2 separate regions of the Homo sapiens genome follow, and region 1 is linked to region 2. A link is an interaction called in ENCODE POLR2A ChIA-PET data of the cell type or tissue named here. Cell type or tissue: PC-9. All regions are shown on one strand. Each heading gives the region's core, and the rest is flanking DNA. Links, peaks and the distances in the headings are about the cores only. Region 1 has its middle 5.8 kb from the start of LINC02953. Region 2 overlaps LOC105369370 (a long non-coding RNA gene).

What was found. Peaks named below come from ENCODE experiments on the same cell type or tissue, not always from the same donor. Only the 100,000 strongest peaks of a DNase experiment are listed, where the experiment ranks them.
Region 1: POLR2A ChIA-PET joins it to region 2 with 5 read pairs; 4 of 35 experiments call an interaction of 5 or more read pairs at or near these places.

The regions. Positions count from the first base shown.
Region 1 is chr11:69,415,042-69,424,635 of GRCh38, forward strand. No RefSeq gene overlaps it. Among named protein-coding and RNA genes, the nearest start is that of LINC02953, 5.8 kb to the right of the region's middle. RefSeq lists enhancers at 4,348-4,923, 5,498-6,072, 5,632-5,776 and a cis regulatory region at 5,699-5,709. In PC-9, for the core only: no CTCF peak of the experiment used is centred there; a DNase peak (open chromatin) is centred at 5,670; H3K27ac peaks cover 2,932 bases.
Region 2 is chr11:69,346,651-69,356,244 of GRCh38, forward strand. The region is part of intron 2 of LOC105369370 (a long non-coding RNA gene); the gene reads left to right. Among named protein-coding and RNA genes, the nearest start is that of MYEOV, 57 kb to the left of the region's middle. In PC-9, for the core only: no CTCF peak of the experiment used is centred there; DNase peaks (open chromatin) are centred at 4,971 and 6,381; H3K4me3 peaks cover 550 bases; H3K27ac peaks cover 5,585 bases.

The DNA of each region.
Region 1 (9,594 bases), core at 834-8,833, 68 kb after region 2:
AAGCCGGGGGAGAGGGGCCAGGAGAGGAAGCTGAGGGGCAGAGGAGAGGATGGGGAGGCCAAGGACGGCGGGATGGGGTTCCAGAGCTTGCCGGACCTCGGCCCCCGCCTGCTCCCATGTCCAGTGCCCTGGGTCAGGGCTGTGGGGAGCAGCTTTCAACACCTTCATTTTCCTGACAAGATCCCAAAATGAGGAGCTCTGATTTGCTCTGAATGCGACTTGAAGCCAGGCCCCGGGGAAAGTATTTGTGGCAACTTTCAAGGGTTGATGCTGTGGCTGGCAGCAGAGGTGGGGGGCAGGAGGGGGGTGCTCACAATGGTCGTTGGCTGACTGACTGACTGAATGAATGAATGAATGAGTGAGTGAGTTGTGGCCAGCCCTATACCCCAGCAGAGCCACTGGGCTTGAGGACAGGACCCTGCCTGCTGGCCACGTACCTAGACAGCCACAGACAGAAAACACGCTTAGCAGGCTGCACTGAGGCGGAGAAATGAGATCTGGCCCCAGCTCAGCTCTGCTGCATCCCAGGTCATCCGAGGATGTCACTGGCCTTCTCAGCCTCACACCCCTTCCTCCCAGTCTGGGGTGAGACCCTCACACTCCACAGAGCGTCAATGGGAGCCCAGGGCGAGCCTGGCTGGTACTGGCCTACTGAGACCTGGGCTTTTCCTGTATTCTCCCACGCAGAGTATAGCAGGAGGCCCCCCAAAAGTGTCCTCTAGTCCAGACTCCCCCACTGCAGCCAGCCTACATTCTAGAGCTGACATGGGCCAAGACCAGGAAGGAAGGGCCACCTTCCCTGAAGGACACTGACTCCTCAACCCCTGTGCTCAGCCGACCTTGCGAAGTTGGAAACACACTGCCCTCCTAGGCTGAGCTGAGCCCTTCCCAGCTCGCAGCCCAGCGGGTCCCTGAGGTCCCATAGAGGGGGCTGGCAGTGGCTTCTTCCAGGCAGGGCCCCAATGCCCACCACCCACCTTGGAAGGTCTGGCTGGAGGGGTCTCTGAGGACAGGGACCATGACAAGGTTCCCCTTGCCTCCCCCATGCTATGGCCCTGGCCCTCCTGCAGAGCCCACGGTCCTGGCAGGGGCCACACAGGATCCCTGCACCCGTGGCCCAACCACAGGCTCGGCCACCATGCACACGGCACAAGCATCTGCTCCCTGGCCTTCCTGACAGGCAGCGGGCGCCCTGGCACTGGCGGGCGGGCAGGCGGCGTGTGCAGGTTGGGGCCGCCCAGGGGCAGGAGTGCAGGCCTGCAGTTGACAAGGCCTGGTTTCCTGCTCTCACTCTGGGGAGGAAGAGGAAGATGACAAGCAAACCAGTGCTTGTCAAGGAGTCATCTAAACACGCACTCAGAGGCCACTTCCAAAGACCGCCCTGAGGCAGTCCAGGGTCCATCGCCGACCACCCTCCCCAAAAAAGAATGACATCAGCCAGGTGACAGCAGCAGGCAGGTACAGATGGGGTCCTCTAGGGATGGCAGATTGCCAGGGAGCCTGGTCACCCTTCCCTAAGGGTCAACTCAGTTTCTCAGCCATGGACCAAGGTGCCCCTTTGTCCTGTGAACTTTGAGAAGCAGAGGGCCCTTCTCTTTGGAGTCTGAGAGAAGCCCAGGAGAAGAAGGAATGAAACCCTGCACATCTCATCTTCTTAAAATGCAGATTCAGGCCTGTTTTTCCAAGTCCATCACCAAACACAAGGTCTTTCCAAATTAGGTGCTGAGCTGAGCTCATATTCCCAAAATGCACACTCCCCTCCTTTTTTTTTTTTTTTTGCTTGGGAATGCTAAAAAATAAAAAGTTATATGACGTGTCTTTTTAAATAGCACACACTTTTCCGCTAATCAAGAAAAATCGAGCCTGTGTTTTGCTGAAGTGATGTGATTTTTTTCCCCCTCATTTTATTGTGCAAAGGAATTCGAGTCAGGCGGCCACATCCAGAGGCAGGAAGGGTGTATAGAAAGTTCAAAATTAGCAATTCCCTGGACTCCCTTTCAGATGCAAGGGCGAAAACGGACTTGGTCTGAGAGCTACGTTTTCCTCCTTGGAATCTAGGAGGTTTCATTAGTAGGAGTTCCTTTTTTATGGCCTTGTTTTCCTGCAAGTTAAAAGAAGAGGGTTTGATTTCACCTCGGCAGGTCGCTGAGGGTCTGAGCCTCCAGTGAGCCTTCTCACGTGTCCACTGCCCTGATCAATGTATTGGCTTCAGAAAGAACAAACAAGCCAAGCCCGTCACAGGTGATTTATAGCATCTGCGCCTGATGGGTGGTCATGATTCATGGCACTTCATTAAACCTGAGCGCAGCCGCTTCCTCTGCACCCGCCACTGGGGACAGGCCACCCTCCCTCCTGGTTACTGGCCCCCTCTGAGCCCCAGACAAAAGGGCCTCTCACTTGCTTACATATTTTCCCACATGTGAGCCAGCAATTGGAAACTTCCTCCCGATAACTGCAAACCTCGGAGCTGGAATTTATGAGAAGGGGCTTCGGGTGACGTCGGCGGCCTGGGCACACCCAGGCGCACAAGGCAGGCCTTTCATGAGGAGCTGCCCGGGCGGCGTGGCTGAGCTGATGAGAAGTGTCCCCAAGACCCACCTGCAGATCCAGCGGGCCAGCTGCCACTTGGGCAGGAAGGGGCTCTGGGCAGCCCTGGGCCACAGGACAATAGTCAGGTGGCAGGAACGACAGTCAGTGTGGTTTCTGTCCCTGTGTAAGCTGCCCACTGTGTGGATTTGAGAGGGGCAGGGGGCACGGTGTTACAGACACACCCTGCTGCTGGGGCAGCCTGCTAAAATTCTCCCAGGGATACGCCTGTCCATACCTGGTTACCTGGGTCACTCTGTCTTCTGCCTGGGAGAGGCGGGGAGGACGTGGGAACCCGCTGGCTGAGACATCAAGCTGGAATTGTCCCACCTGTGTGCTGCAGGACTGGGGATGCTATAGGATTCTGTCTCCCAGAACAGCAGCCACCAGTCATCCGTGGCCTCCAAGCACTTGCAACGTGGCTGGTCTGCTTCAAGATGCCCTGGAAGAACAAAATACACCCCAGATTTTGAAGACTTAGTAGGAAAAAGGGGATGTGAAAGACTTCACTAATAATCACAACGGCGAATGCATGTTGTCATCATATGTTGGATATATTGGGTTAAATAAAACATATTATTAAAATGTATTTCACCTGTCCTGTTCACTTTTTAAAATGTGGCCACCACTTGCTATGTACCCACAGAAATTAAAAATTGAATTTTTTTTTTTTGAAACAGAGTCTCGCTTTGTTGCCCAGGCTGGAGTGCAATGGCGTGATCTCAGCTCACTGCAACCTCCGCCTCCCGGGTTCCAGCAATTCTCCTGCCTCAGCCTCCTGAGTAGCTGGAATTACAGGCGTGCGCCACCACACCCAGTTAATTTTTGTATTTTCAGTAGAGAGAGGGGTTTCGTCATGTTGGCCAGGCTGGTCTCAAACTCCTAACCTCAGGTGATCCATCTGCCTCGGCCTCCTAAAGGGCTGGGATTATAGGCGTGAGCCACCACACCCAGCCAATTTTTTTTGTTTAATGTGACCATTAGAAAGTTAAAAATTATAGGTGAGGCTGACATAGTCTTCCTATTGCACAGTGCTGGCCGAAGGGGAGCCAGTCCCGGGCTGAGGTCCTCATCTGTTTCCTACCCTGACTCCCAGGGCAGGTCCGGCTCTGCTGGGGGGCCTGTCTGCCACAGGACTTGATGAGGAGGGGAAAGACTGGCACCCACCAAGCACTTTCGACATGTCAGGCACTGGGCTAGGCGCTTGGCCTCGATATTCTTATTTAAGTTGCATAACAACCCGGTAAGACAAGGACTACTACTGCGCCATTTTACAGACAAGGAAATTGAGGCTGGTTGAGGTGAATCAACTTGTGCAAAGTCCCAGAATCTCCACCCGGGCAGTATTGCCTGAGCTCTTGCTCAGCCAACAAGCCCCACTACCCCCACACACCCATGGGCCTCTTGCAACAACACCTTCCCCACATAGGGTCATGGGGAGCCTGAAGTGTGCGGGGGCAGTGGAGGGCATCTTTCTGAGGGCATCCTGCCCCTGAAGCCCAAGGAGGAATCACCCTCACGGCTCACCGAGAAGGATTGGCAACCCTCAGTCTTGTGGACTGAAGACTCATTTCGGAGCCACTCCAGGGTTGAGGCAGAGTGTGCTCCCAAGGGGTGGTTGTGCCCTGGCTCACGGCCCTGAACACAGTAGGTCTTCAACTAATACAGCAGGAAGAAATGGTGCCAGGACAGCTCTCCACGTTGGAAGTTCTTCCTTGTTAGCCCAAGCCAGGCTCCTTTGAGGATATCATTCAGATTATTACTTTGCTTGGGGCAGGGTCCCAGGCACAGCTCCGGGCATGGGTGCAGGGATCACACTGGACACACCAGATTCAGACCCTTCCAGAGCCCCTTCCCTGCTGCAGGGGGCAGAAAAGAACAGATAAGCGATGGTGCATAGTGGGGCAGCAGCTACCCCCAGACTTAAGAAGAGGACCAGGACATTTTTCGGGTTTCTGGTCAATTAAATGGAACGCCAAGCAGAGTCATGTTCTCAGCATCTATGTTTAACAAATCTATACTTCAAATGCACACCCTCTCTGCTGAAAGAACACAGTCCCATCGAAGTATTTTTGCCTGATGGGAGGGATTAGAATTTCCGTGGCAACATTACATCACTTTAGACCAAAGCGACAGTGTCTGGGAAGACAGAGCTGGTTCTGCACGTACCTCCGCTCCACAGTCACGGACACTGAGGTGCTCAGGGGTCGGCGCTCAGGATCACTGGGCAGCCGTACGTGTCCCAGGCAGCGGGAGCCCCGGCAGTGCCAGCTCCCACACCATCCGGCTGTGACAACCTCAGGTCCTTGATGACAGGGAGCCTCTGCCAAGACGGTCCGAAAATTGGGAAGGGGACCCGCTCATCTTTGTGGGGTCCCCAAGAGCTTCAGATAAGTTTGCTGAGCACCGGCTTCCTGATCACATTTCACATTTGACCAAACGATGTTCCTCTGCAGCCTCCCTCCCTTGGTCCCCAAATTGGCAGCACTTTCTAGAAGCTAGATGCAGAGGATGTCCTTTGTCAAGGGAAAAAGAAGTGTTTCCTTTGGGATAAAAGGACACACACACGAGTGTTTATGCACATGCAGATACGTCTGCCTCTCTCTATGGACATGTATAGAGATTTGGTTGTTTATGCATAAAATATCCCTGCATGGATACCCAGGAAACTGGTAATGTCAGTTGCCTTTAGGGAGGAAAACTAGGGGTCTGGGAGTCTTAAGTAGGAGAATTTTTTAACCATATTTTATATTTTTTTAAATTGTTCTACTCTGAGAAAATTTGAAAGTGTATAAAAAGCAAGCTCTGAGCCCCTTGTCTTCAACCCCGGGGCCTCTCTTGCCTGAAGTCCTGCCATGAAGATGAATCTCTGCCTGTACCCAGTTCCGTCAGGGTCCTGCTAAGGGGTGAGCAGAGGACACCACACCGAGGGGCCACCCATTGTCTCCCAACCTCGGTTCCCAGGACTCCCGTCCCCACGGGCCCTCTAGACTCTGTGAGGCTGTGATTCTGGGCAGGGTGAAGCCGGACATGCCGCAGGGCCGATGCCGGCCGTTGTGGAACCAGCCCTGGAATCTCAAAAATGTCCTGTGGTCAGGCCTGAGCTTTGTTAGTGACTCAGCAGAAAGCACCCAGCCCTGGCCCCGTGGCAGGTAGGCCAGCCCCAACCTGGGGTGCAGCCTCAGGCCTCCAGCGTCCAGAGCCCAGGCCTGTGGGGATGTGGGCCCAGTGGGTGAGTGGCCACTGTCCAGACCCTCTGTCTCAGCGAGGCATCAAAGGCTGGCAGAGTTGGCTGCTGGGGGAGCCCCTGGATGGGGCCAGAGCCCCGGCTCTGGGCTGAACTGTGTCCTGACCTGCTGACTGACTTCCAAGGCCTCAGTTTCCCCATTCACAGGAGAAGACCAACTGCATGTAAGCAGAAGCCTGACATTAGAAATGCAGCTGTTCTGTGATGCAGGTGGCGTGCTTGTCAAAGGAGGTTGACAAGCCTCCCAGGCTGCGTGGCCACAGGCAGCCTCCATGCCCTGGAGCCCCAGTTTCTCCTCCATGAAATGAGGCTAATAAGACTTCCTCCAGGCCGGGAACCGTGGCTCATGCCTGTAATCCCAGCACTTTGGGAGGCCGAGGCAGGCATATCACTTGAGGTCAGGAGTTCGAGACCAGCCTGGCCAACATGGTGAAACCCCATCTCTACTAAAAATACAAAAATCAGCCAGACATGGTGGGACGCACCTGTAATCCCAGCTACTCGGGAGGCTGAGGCAGGAGAATCGCTTGAACCCAGGAGGCAGAGGTTGCGGTGAGCCGAGATTGTGGCAGTGCACTCCAGCCTGGGTGACATAGTGAGACTCTGTCTCAAAAAAAAAAAAGACTCCCTCCAGTATCCGTGCTTGGGATGATTAAATGAGACAGTGCAGTCTTTAAGACATCAGCTGCCGCCAGCACCTTGAGGCTGCTGAATACCACCTGTCCCATCACTGACACGATGCTTCCACTCTGCTTATTTTCTTAAATAAATGTACTTTTACTGGCTACTTGATAGCACTGCCATATGTGGTGGATCAACGTCACTTGCCATAAATAGATTACACATTAAAAGTCACCCTTCACAATAGGGCTAAAACCCAGCCATCTGTGTCCCACCCCAAATCAGCTCACACAGCCCCAGATTTGGGGACACAGTGAGATGAAGACATAAGTAACAAGCTTCGTATGCAATGATGGTAGAAAGGCAGGCAGAGGCGACACGATTTGCTCATTTAATTCTGCAAGCTTGGTGTTAGGGTTCACTTATGGCTGCCTTTCTTTTCTTTCTTTTCTTTCTTTCTTTCTTTCTTTCTTTCTTTCTTTCTTTCTTTCTTTCTTTCTCTCTCTTTCTTTCTTCTTTCTTTCTCTCTCTCTCTCTTTCTTTCTTTCTCTCTCTTTCTTCCTTCCTTTCTTTTCTTTTTTTTTTTTTGACAGAGTCTTGCTCTGTCACCCAGGCTGGAGTGCAGTGGCGTGATCTCGGCTGACCCCAAACTCCGCCTCCCAGGTTCAAGCGATTCTCCTGCCTCAGCCTCTGGAGTAGCTGGGACTTCAGGCGTGCGCCACCACGCCCACTTAATTTTTTGCATTTTTAGTAGAGATGGGGTTTCACTATGTTGTCCAGGCTGGTCTCAAACTCCTAAGCTCAGGCGATCTGCTTGTCTCAGCCTCCCAAAGTGCTAGGATTACAGGCGTGAGCCACCACGCCTGGCCTGCCTTTCTTATTAGGGGATTTTTAAAATTCCAGTTAAAATCAGCAAAGTCCAGAGAGAGGTGTTCTACACCTTCATGTTAACAAAATTATTTTAAAATGAGAAAAGCAGGTGCTGGGGAGGATGTGATGAAGCCAACGCTCACGCAGGCATCAGCAGGTTCACACGTGTGAAGCACGCATGTGCTCAGGAAGGGTTGGTTAGCATGATTATCATATCCTGTCGGTGGTAACTATAAACTGGATCAGGACCGAGGGAAAACAGTACAGAAATAACAACTACTGAGCCAGGGCCATGAAAATGTACGCAGCCCCAAAGCTAATGATTCTAGGCCTAAACACTGATCCCAAGGAAATAGTCTCCCCGCCCCATGTAACGAGGCCCCTGCTGAGACAGACCTGCTGATCGTCGTCGTCCACGTCCTGTTATTTCAATGCTCGTCGCTCACCCTGCCCCAGCCCACCGAAACTCCCGCATTTCCCCACCAGTCAAGCTCTCGTGTTGGGGGCTTTGCGCTTTCTTGAAGCAACTTCCCCAACCCTGGCATCCAGGTTTTCCCTCCGGCACCCCTCCACCCCTGCTCAGACCGCCCCCCTCAGGAAGGTCAGAGCTGGCCCTGGTATCCACAGAGGCACCTGCCCAATCCCCCCGCACTCCTTTGCCTGTGTGTTTTTCTCCAGAGCACTTATGCCCACCCAACATGGTCCATCTCATGGTTACTTACTGTTTATTTGGTTTATTGTTCATCTCCCTGAACTACAGAATGTCAGCTCCTGAGGATGGTGACTTGTTCACCGCTGCACCCTCAGCACCCAAAGGAGAATCTGGCGGTCAGGAAATGCTCGGTGGATGTTTGTTGAATGAATAAATGATGCTGACAATGGAGACCGTCCAAACGTCTAAGCCAGTTAGCGTGCAGACACTCAACCCACCATGTGGAAACATGGGAACCCACTGAGAGGGAAAGGCAGAGGTGGACGTGCACCTGCGGCGATTAATTAAATCCACGTGAATGTGTTCACAACCTTTGCAAGGAGCACAGACACAGGGCGTGAGAGGACAGAGGACACATTCTCCCTTTCTGTCGCCGAGATCTGAGCAGCCCAGGGTGAAACTATCCACTCAGCAAGACCTTACAAGAAAATCAAACAGCCCATGCACTGCTTTGATCTGCGTCCTTGCTGGCAGGAGGGCTGGGACTGGCCAGGCCTGGCTCTGGTCAGCCACCCCATTGGCAGGACCCTGCCAGTGGCCTGCCGTGTGTCTCTGTGTCCTGGGTCTCTCAGTGGTGTGGCAGTCCTCGGCTGGATGGCATCCAAAGTCCTTTCCATTTCCAACCAGGTTGAACAGCGTAGGTGGCTTCCTTTGAGTTGAGTCGCCTGGCCAGGGTAAGACAGCGGTGAGGGCCCAGCCAGGTCCCATCTGTAAGTCGGAAGCAGGTGGGAGGGTGAAATTCCTGGCCCAGCCCTGGGGTGAGTCTCCTTACGGATGCACCAAATGGAACAAGCCATGAGAACTGCCATGCAATGGTTGGGGTCCTTCGGGGAGAACTGCCGTAAACACCTGCTTGGGATCTAAAGCAGACTGTGGGTCTCGGGTGAACAGAAGGCATGCCTCTCACTCTGCCTCGAGCATGTGCAAGCTTCAGGATCTTCACAGTGACACTAGGGACGGGGACCTTTGGAATAGTATTATGAGACCTGAAAAAAATAACATGTGGGTGTCAGACCCATGCCAGGGCTGAGTGGATCATTAGATAATCATTATCATCATTTTTGTCATTGTTATCTCCATCCTGGCAACTCCAACTGGATGCTCTTATTATTAATATTATTTTGCATTGAGTATTAATTATTAATATTATTAACTGACTAATATTAATTATGTAAACATTATTATGCATTGTTAATATTATTAATATTCATATTTATTATTAATATTATTTTGCAAGGACAAATGATAATTGTATATTAATATTATTTTGCATTGACAAATGGTGATTGTATGTTAATATTATTTTGCATTGACAAGTAGTAATTGTATATTAACATTATTTTGCACTGACAAATGGTAATTGTATATTTATGTGATGCGTTGATACCTGTGAGCAAGGAGATGGATATGTTAATAGCTTGATTGAATCATTCCCTATTGTATGTGTTTATCAAAACATTACACTGCACCCCACTGGACCCTTGAATCTCATCATCTGATGGTGGGCTTCGTTCAGGCCAACAGAGAAGAGTGGGGTGGCTGCTTCTGGAAGCCTTTC
Region 2 (9,594 bases), core at 1,014-9,013:
CTATCTAGGAAATCTGGGCCAACCCTGAGGTCACACATATTTTCTTCTCTATTTTCACCTAGAAGACTTACAGTTTTCAGTGAGGATTGCTGTTCATTTGGGAATCCAATTGATTGAAACCAGTTTTTGAAAAGACTCTATGTTCCCTCCACTGAATTGCCATGGCACTTCTGCCAAAAATAAATCGACTGTATGTGTGTGAGGCAGTTTCTGGATTCTCTATTCTGTTATTCCATTGATCTGTGTGTCTGTCCTTCCACCAATGCGAGGCTGTCTCAATTCCTGTAGCTTCTCAAGTATGACTTAAAATTAGACAAATCCTCCAACTTTGTTTTCTTGTCTATAATTTTTTTCATCATTTTAAGTCTTTGCATTTCTCTATAAATTTTAGAATTAGCTTGACAATTTTTATCAGGATTGTGTTGACTCTGTAAATGTGTGAACAATTGCCACCTTAATATTGAATCTTCCAGTTTATGAACAATGATATATGTCTTAATTTATTTAGGTCTTAAATTTCTCTCAGCAATGTTTCATAATTTGTGGTGTTGAGTATTGGTTGTCTTTTGTCAGATTATTCCTAAGTTTTTTTGTGGAAGTTTATTTATTTATTTATTTTGGTGCTACCCTAAATAGAATTTTAAATTTTCTTTAATTAATTAATTCATTTGTTTGAGATGGAGTCTTGCTCTGTTGCCCAGGCTGGAGTGCGGTGGCGCAATCTTGGCTCACCGCAACCTCCACCTTCCAGGTTCAAGTGATTCTCCTGCCTCAGCCTCCTGAGTAGCTGAGACTACAGGCACGTGCCACCACGCCCAGCTAATTTTTTGCATTTTTACTAGAGACAGGGTTTCATCATGTTAGCCAGGATGGTCTTGATCTCCTGACCTCATGATCTGCCCGCCTCAGCCTCCCGAGTGCTGGGATTACAGGCGTGAGCCACTGCGCCCGGCCAATTTTCTTTATTTTTTAACTGTTTGCTGCTATTTGTATAAGAATGGGGTTAATTTTGGTACATTAACTTTGGATCTTGTGATCTTGCTAAGCTCACTTAATAGTTGTGATGGTTATTTTATGGGTTTCCTGAGACTTTCTATGTAAATTTTCATAGCAGCTGCCAATAGAAACAGTTTTATTTCTTCCTTTTCAATTTTTAGTAACTTTATAGCTTTCCTTTTCTTTTCTTTTTTTTTCCTTATTGCAATGACTAGGATTGCCAGTACAATGTTGACCAGATATAGCTACAGAAGGTGGGCACCTTTACCTTTTCCTTGACCTTAAGGGGAAAAAATGTGAGACTCAGCATCATAATAGTGCCTGTAGCTTTGTTGTAGATGACCTTCGTTCATTTGAGGATGTTCCCTACTATTACTAGTTTGCTGGAATTTTTTTTACTATGAGTGGGCATAAAATTTGATTGAATGCTTTTCTAATATGTATTTTTAAATTCATAAGGCTTATCTCCTATATTTGGTTAATATTATTAATCATATTGATTGATTTTTGAACATTTGGCAGACCTTGTATTCCTGGCTTTAACCTTACTTAGTTCTGATATTATTTTTATATATGATGAGATTTGTTTTGCTAATATTTTTAAAGAATATTTGTGTCTATATTCATGAGGAATGTTGGTCTACAATTTTCTGTTTTTGAATGTCTTTGCCAGGTTTTTATATTAGTGTTATGGAATCTGCAGGGTGTCACTTTTCTGGCCAGAAACCTCTGTATGGCTGGTGGCACGTTTATCTGAGTTTTTATCCTGCATTAAGGAGGACTGAGATACACAGATAAGCAGAGGGTGAGCAAGATGAAGAGGAGCTTTATTTAGTGTTAGGACAGCTCAGAGGAGACCCGCAGTGGGTAGCTCCTCTCTGTAGGCAGGTCATCCCCTTGAGTGTTCAGCTCTCAGCAGAGAGAGTCCCTGAACAGGGTAGCTCCCAGCTGCAGCTGGTCATCCTGTTGTCTGCTCAGCTCTGACTGAGCCTGGGGCTTTTATGGGCCTCACAGGGGAGGAAGTGCACACCGATTGGTCCATGGGCAGCCATGGGCAGCCATGGGCAGCTGAGAAAAGGCACCAGCTCCCACTCTGGTGCATGGGACAGGCAGCCTGGTCCCTAGCCTTCAGGCCCTTCCTGGCCTGAATGTGGGGGCCTCACCAGTGGACCTGTCCTCTTCTGCCCAGGAATCTGTCTGCCTCCCACTGCTGTTCATGGTGCCTGGGCTTGGCCCTGACTTTGCTCCAAGATCAGAGTAGGCACCGACAAAAGGGATAAGCCAGGTAGCAGGTGCCTGGGAAGTCAGGAAGCCAGACTTGGGTGGCTGCAGCTTCACCCAGGAGGGTGGGTCTCCTGCCTTCTCCGTGGAACTGGAGGCCTGGGTCTGCAGCCACAGTTTGGGTGGTGGCAGGAGCACTCAGGGAGCTCCTCAGCCAACTCAGAAGGGGTGGGGCTCCCGCTTGTTCCCCCAGCTCCCGGTGGCTCCATGGAAGGTGCAGCCCCTGCTGCCTTCCTGAGCAGCTGCTGCCTTCTTTAGGGTTATGCTGGCCTTATAAAATGAGTTGGGTGATGCTACCTCTTCCTTCATTTTCTGAAAAAATTCCTTAAGATTAGTTTATTTCTTCCTTGAATATTTGATCAAATTAACCAATGAAACAGTCTAGCTCTGGATTTTCCTTTTTAAAAAGTTTTTGGTAAAAAAAAACTTTAGCATAATAATGAGATTTCTTTAACAGGTGTAGTGCTATTCAGATATTCTGTTTCCTCTTGTATCAATTTAAGTTTTACTTCTCAAGAAATTTGTCCAATTAATTTAAGTTGTTGAAGTTTTGGTATAAAGATGTTTATGATAGCCCTTAAAAGTCTGTAGGATCTGTGTTAATAATAAATACCCTTTCAGTTTCTGCACTGGTAGTTTGTATTCTCTCGTTTTTACTTCAACAGTCTAGCTAAGAGTTTATTAATTTTGTTGATCTCAAATAATCAACTTTTGGCTTTTTTTCCTTCTTTTTTGTCTGTCTGTTTTCTATTTCATTTATTTCTGCTCTTACTGTTATTTTTTCCTTTCTTCCACTTAATTTGGCTTTACTTTGCTCTTCTCTTTTCTAACTCCTCAAGGTGGATCTTCAGGTAATTGATTTTAGATTGCTCTTGCTTTCTAATGTAAGTATTTAAAGTTCTGAGCTTCCCTCTAACAACTATTGTGGCTGAATCCCACAGATTTTGATAGGATGTATTTTCATTGTCTTTCAATTCAAATTATTTTCTGATTTCCCTCGTGATTTCATCTTGAATTCATGAGTCATTTGTAGACGCATGAAACATTTATAGATATTTGGGGTTTTGCTAGACATCCTACTATTACTGATTTCTAATTAGGTTCAGTTGTTGTCAGAGTACACACCCTACATGATTTCTATTCTTTTAAAATTAATGAGACTTGTTTTCTGGCCCAGCATATGGTCTTTCTTGGTGAAATGTACCACATACAGTTGCTAGGTATAGTGTGCTATAGTTATCAGTCAGATCAAGGTGATGAATAGTTATGTTTATATTAGGTTGGTGCAAAAGTAATTGCGGTTTTTGCCATTTAATTTCAATTAAATAAGTAATTAAAAATAATTACTCATATTAATATATTGAGTAATTATTAATTAATCAATAAGTGTAATTATTAACATTAGTTAACATCATATTGAGTAATTATTATTAATTATTTTACTAATTTCTTATATATTTGTTCTTTTAATTGCTGAGAAAGGGTATTAAAATCTCTCTTTGTGATAGTGGGATTTGTGTGCATTTCTTCCCTTTATTAATTTTGTTTATATATTTTGAAGCTATATTATATATTTTAGACAAATCAAAATTTACACTTTTATGCCTTTCTAATCATTCCTTTTATTATGTAAAATGTCTCTCCTTATCTCTGATATTGCTGTATTGAAAGTTATTAATATTAATATCAACATAAGTATTAATATTAATCTATATGAGTAATTAAAAATAATTGCTCATAATATAATATTAAGTAATTATTATTAATTAACTGATCAATATGCATAATTATTAACATTAGTTAACATCTTATTGAGTAATTATTATTAATAATGTCTCATATTGATTAATTAATATCATTATAGCCACCCTGACATCTTGTGTTTATTCTTTGCATCTTGTGTTTATTCTTTTCAGTTTATTTACTTTTGTCTTATTTGTGTTTTTGTATTCAAAGTAAATCTCTTGTAGGCAGCACATAATTGGGTGTTGCTTTTAAAAATCCATATTGTCAATTTCTTCCTTTTCATTGGAGTGTTTAGAACATTAACATTTAATGCTGATCTTTTCTCTTTTTTGGTTCCTTTATTCCCCTTTCTCTGCATGCTTTTGGATTATTTGAATATTTTATAGTATTCCATATTAATTTATCTGTTGGCTGTTTGGCTGCATTTCCCTGTGTGTATGTAGTTGCTCTATGCATGGTTTCTTTGATTCTATCCTGTTTGGGGTTCTCTGAGTTTCTTGAATCTGTAAACTTATGTCTTACACTAAATATATAAGATTTTCAGTCATGTCTTCAAAGATTTTTCTGCTCCCATCTCACTCTCCTCTCTTTCTGGACTAGTTATAATGTTTAAGAGCTTTGGATATGGCTTCACAGGTTCCTGATGCTCTTTGTTCCTTTCCTTCTTCAATCTTTTTTTCCTCTGTGTCCTTCTGATTGACTCATTTTATTGATCTATGGGTTTGCTGACTTTTGCCTTTCTCATTTCCATTCTGCTATTGATCCATCCAGTGATTTTTAAACATTTCAAATATTTTCTTTGTTATTTCTAAAATTCCAATATCCTCTTTTAATACTTTCTCTGCCAGGATTTCTTATTTGCTTATTCATTTCAAATGTATTTCCTTGATCTCATTGAGTAGAGTTGTAGTAGATGCTTTAAATTCTTTGTCTGATAATTTCAATGTCTGAGTCATCTTGGTGCTTTCATCTGTTAATTTTTTTATCCTTTGAGAATGGGCTGCATGTTCCTGTTTCTTTGTATGTCAAATAATTTTGGATTGTATCATAGACAATCTTAATGTCATATTATATAGACTCTACATTCTGTTAAGATCCTCTGAATTATGTAGATGTCTTTGTTTTAGCAGGCTATTGATTCATACATATGTGTGCATCCACATAACCACTGCTATAATAGTCAGGGTTTTCCAGAGAAATAGAACCAACAGGAGATGTGTGTGTGTGGTGTGTGTGCATGGATGTGTGTGTGTGCCTGTGTGTGTGGATGTGCGTGTGTGCATATGTGTGTGTGTGCGTGTGTGTGTGTGTGCGCATGTGTGTGTATTTCTTTATTTACCGTAAGTTATTGGTTCATAGGATTATGGAGGCTGAGAAGTCCCACAAGCTGCCCTCTGCAAGCTGGAGACCCAGGAAAGCCAGTGGTGTAGTTTGAAGGCCTGAGAGTCAGAGAACCAATGGTGTTGATTCCAATCTAGATCTGAAGGCCTGAGAACCATGAGTGCTGACAGAAAGAGACTGATGTCTCAGCTCAGGCCATCAGGCAGAGTTAATTCACCCTTCATCCATCTATTAGTTCTATTCAGACCCACAATAGGTTGGATGGTGTTCACCCACCCTGAGAAGGGCCATCTGCTTGACTCAGCCCATGAATTCAAATGCCAGTCTCCTCCAGACCTTCATAGACACGCCGAGAAATCACTCACTGGCTATCTGGCATCCTGTGGCCCAGCCTAGCTGGCCCACAAAATGAACAATCACAACCACTTAGATCAATAGGTGGATCATTTCTAGTCCCTCCAGAATTCCCACTCCAAGGGTGTACTCACTTCACAAGTAATCATCATTCTGACTTATTTAACCATTGGTTAGTTTTGTCCATTCCTGAATATCACATAAACAGAACCACACAATATGTGTTTTAAAACATCTGGCTTCTTTTCTTAAAACATAGTATCTGTGGGATGCCTCCATGCTGTTAAATGTAGAAATAGTTCATGACTTTTCATTACTGGGTGATACCACATTGCATGAACATACTGCAGTCTATTGATCTAGTCCCTTGCTGATGGACAGCTGGGCTGTTTCCAGTTTAGGACAACAGGCTGGGCATTTTAGGAGGCAGCACAGAGCAGAATGGCTACAGGCATGTCTCTTACAGCCACACAACCCCGACTCAAATCCTAGCTCTGCTGCAGACCAGCTGTGTGACCTTGGGCAAGTGACTCACCCTCGCTGAGCTGCAGTTTCCTCTTCTGTGAAGTGGAGATTATGGTAGCAGTACTTACTCAGAGGGTTGTCATGAGGATCAAGTAAGAAGTCACATGAAATCACAGCCTGCAGCCTACCAGAGCCAGAGCCCAGTAAATGGCAGCTGTTAAATGATTATTGTGGGAGGAGGTAGCAATTATGAATGTCAGCTCTGAAATCTGATCTGAATTCACATTTCAGGCTAAATGAAGCAATCATTAGTAAACACTCAGCATAGGGCTAGCAAATAATAAGCTCACAATTTATTATCCTTATTGATACCTGATATGTAAATACTAGTAGCCTTTACAACAAGCATTCCCATGATAGGTTTTGCCATTTGATAGAGAACAGAACTGTTTCTCAGGGATGTGCAGCATTTCTGGTCACAGAGCAAGAACAAGGTGGTGTAGGGACCCTGCTTATCCTACCCTGCCCTCCAGATGCAGGGACCCCACTCCCACCCACCCCTACAGCCTCACCTTGAGTATCAGAGAAGGTGATGGTGGAGAGCCACCTCCCAGACTGGCCTGGGCTGCTTCCTGGGCCCATTTCTGTCCCTCTCTGGGTTTCACAGCTTCCCATCCCACCCAAAGGTGCACTGGTGCTGACCCTGGGCAGTGCTGTGGGCAGTGAAGGCCGGATGAGGTCCCTGAGTGACAGCAGGCTCTGAATTGCCGCAAGTGTCACCATGGTAAAGTTTCTTTCCTGCTCTGTGCCTCAGTTTCCTCATCTGTGAAGGGGCAATGGTGATAGCATCTGCTTCACAGGGGCCCTGTGGGTGCTGAATCAGAGGGCCCAGGTGAGGTTACGCCTGGGGTCAGGGCAGGGCCACCAGGGGTGTCCGGGGGCCACGCGAGCCTTTGAGAGGTGCCGCAGGTCTTGAGTCCACATACCAACTGCCACCCACACAGGCCGACGTCCCTTCCAACGGTGCAGCGGGGCTAAGGTCACTTGCAATCGTGGAGAAGAGACAGTGACCTGGGGTTGGGGCAGGAGCCTACGTCAAGACAGAGTCACGGATGGGTGGGGCTCAGTCCCTCCCTTGGAGGGAACCCCCCAGGACTGTGGCAGACCCCCTTGCAAGGTCCTCATCGGCTCCAGGGCAGGCCCAGCCTCTGCCATGGGTGTGAGGGAGAGTTGAGGGCTCTATGACGCCCCCCTCCCCAGATAACTCAAGGCCCGGGGAGGGAGCTTTGGGTTGAGATGGTGTCGTCAGGGGCTAGTGGGCAGGTGTGCAAAGCCCCAGGCTGGGCCCAGAGAAATTCAGCAGCAGGTTTCAGGGCAGCAGGAGGTCGGCTGGGAGGGTGGATCCTTATGCATCTCTCTGTCTCATCCCCTCTGACCGCCTCAGCCAGGGGGAGAGAATGGAGCTCGGTGAGCAGCCCCAGTGGGCCTGCTATGAATTACAGGACCCCCTGCAAATTCACACACATGCTTGCCCCCTGCTGTGCTACTGACAGCAAAGGCAGAATCTGAGCTGCTGGGACTTGCCCAAGGCTGCCAGCTGCAGATGCTGGAGCCAGACAGAAGCCCAGGCCGCCTTCACAGTCTGCATAGTTCCAGTGCAACAAGGAACCTAAAGGGTTAACCAGCATTAGCACAGGGCCCAGCAAGTCACTCCCAGGTACCTGCTCAAGAGAACAGAAAACATGTCTGCACAAAAACCTGCACAGCCAAGCTCACAGCAGCACCATCCACAGCAGCCACAGTGCAACAACCCAATGTCCACAGCAACTGACGCACAGAGAAACCAACTGTGGTCTAGCCACACAAGGGAATATTATTCAGCCCTGAAAAGGAATGCACTCCTGGTCCATGCTGCAAACATGCATGAACCTCAAAAACATTAGGCCAAGTAAAAGAAGCCAGTCACAACAAAACTAAATGTCGTAGAATTCCATTTAATGAAATGCCCAGAGTTGGCAAGTCTGTAGAGGGATAGAGTAGAAGGGTGGTTACTGGGGCTGGGGAATGAATGGGGGGTGGGGAAGTTGTGGGGCATGGCTGGAAGGTGTGGAGTTTCTTTCCAGGAGAATGAAAATATCCTAACATTGATTCTGGTGTTGGATGCCCGAGTCTGAATATACTGAAGACCACTGAATTGCACATTTCACATGGGTGGACTGCTGGTTCGTGAATTCCACCTCGATGAAGCTGTGGGTGAATCACTTGAGATTAGGAGTTCGAAACCAGCCTGTACAACATAGTGAAACCCTGTCTCTACTAAAAACATAAAAAATAAAAAATAGCCAGGCATGGTGGGGGGCACCTGTAATCCCAGCTACTTGGGAGGGTGAGGCAGGAGAATCACTTGAACCCAGGAGGTGGAGGTTGCAGTGAGCCGAGATCCTGCCACTGCACTCGAGCCTGGGTGACAAAGCGAGACTCTGTCTCAAAAAAGAAAAAAAGAAAAGTAAAGAATGCTGGACCATGTGGGAAGTGCCTAGCCTTGGGTCAAACCCCTTGCAGGTGCCCAAGAGATGGATGGAGACCACACAGAGGCATGCCCAGCCCAGCACCCTTCCCAAATGCACTGGATATGCATTAGCCGCCCTCCTTATTCTGTGCCTCCCAAAGCACCCACCCAGGTCCAGGCTCTGGGACTCTCAGACTCTGCCGGTCCCCTGCCCTGGGCCAGGTCCTGGGTTGGGTATGGAGAGCTGAGAGCCCAGAGCCAACCAAACCGTGGTGCCCTGGTAGCCTGCAGCTTGTTCATTTTGCTGGCAGCGAGACCCCTTGAGATCCAACTGCCCAAATGAAACATAAAGAGGCCGAAGCGCATGGTGGTAAAAGATGTGAGTCCCCAGATCGAAGCTTGGGGCAATTCTGCATGAGTTAGTTACACCGCTGCAACAAAGACACCTAAAAACACAGGGGCTCAATCCCTGCGTCAAGATCTCACATAAAAGGGAGATAGGCAGCCCAGGGCTGATTGGTGGCCTGACAGTGCCAGGGGCCTGGCTCCTTCTATCTCTCTCCCTCGCCATCCTCAGCAAGTCACTTCCATCTTGGGTCCAAGATGGGGAGGGAGGAGGGGACACCTCTTGCCATTAAGGGCAAGGCTTAAAAGGGCTTATGGAGCTTCAGCTGGAGTGGCCTCAATCAGAACTTATTCATGGCTGGGATGTGTTGCAAGGGAGTCTGGGAAATGCAGTGTTTATCTGGGAGGCCACGTGCCCAGCGAAGCATTATTACATTATTGTACAATAGGATGGGATGGGAGAGAAAGGAAGGAAAGAGGGAGGGGGAGGATGAAGAGAAGGAAGGAGGGAGGGAGAGGAGTAGGGAGGGAAAGAAGGAGGGAGGAAAGAAGGGAGG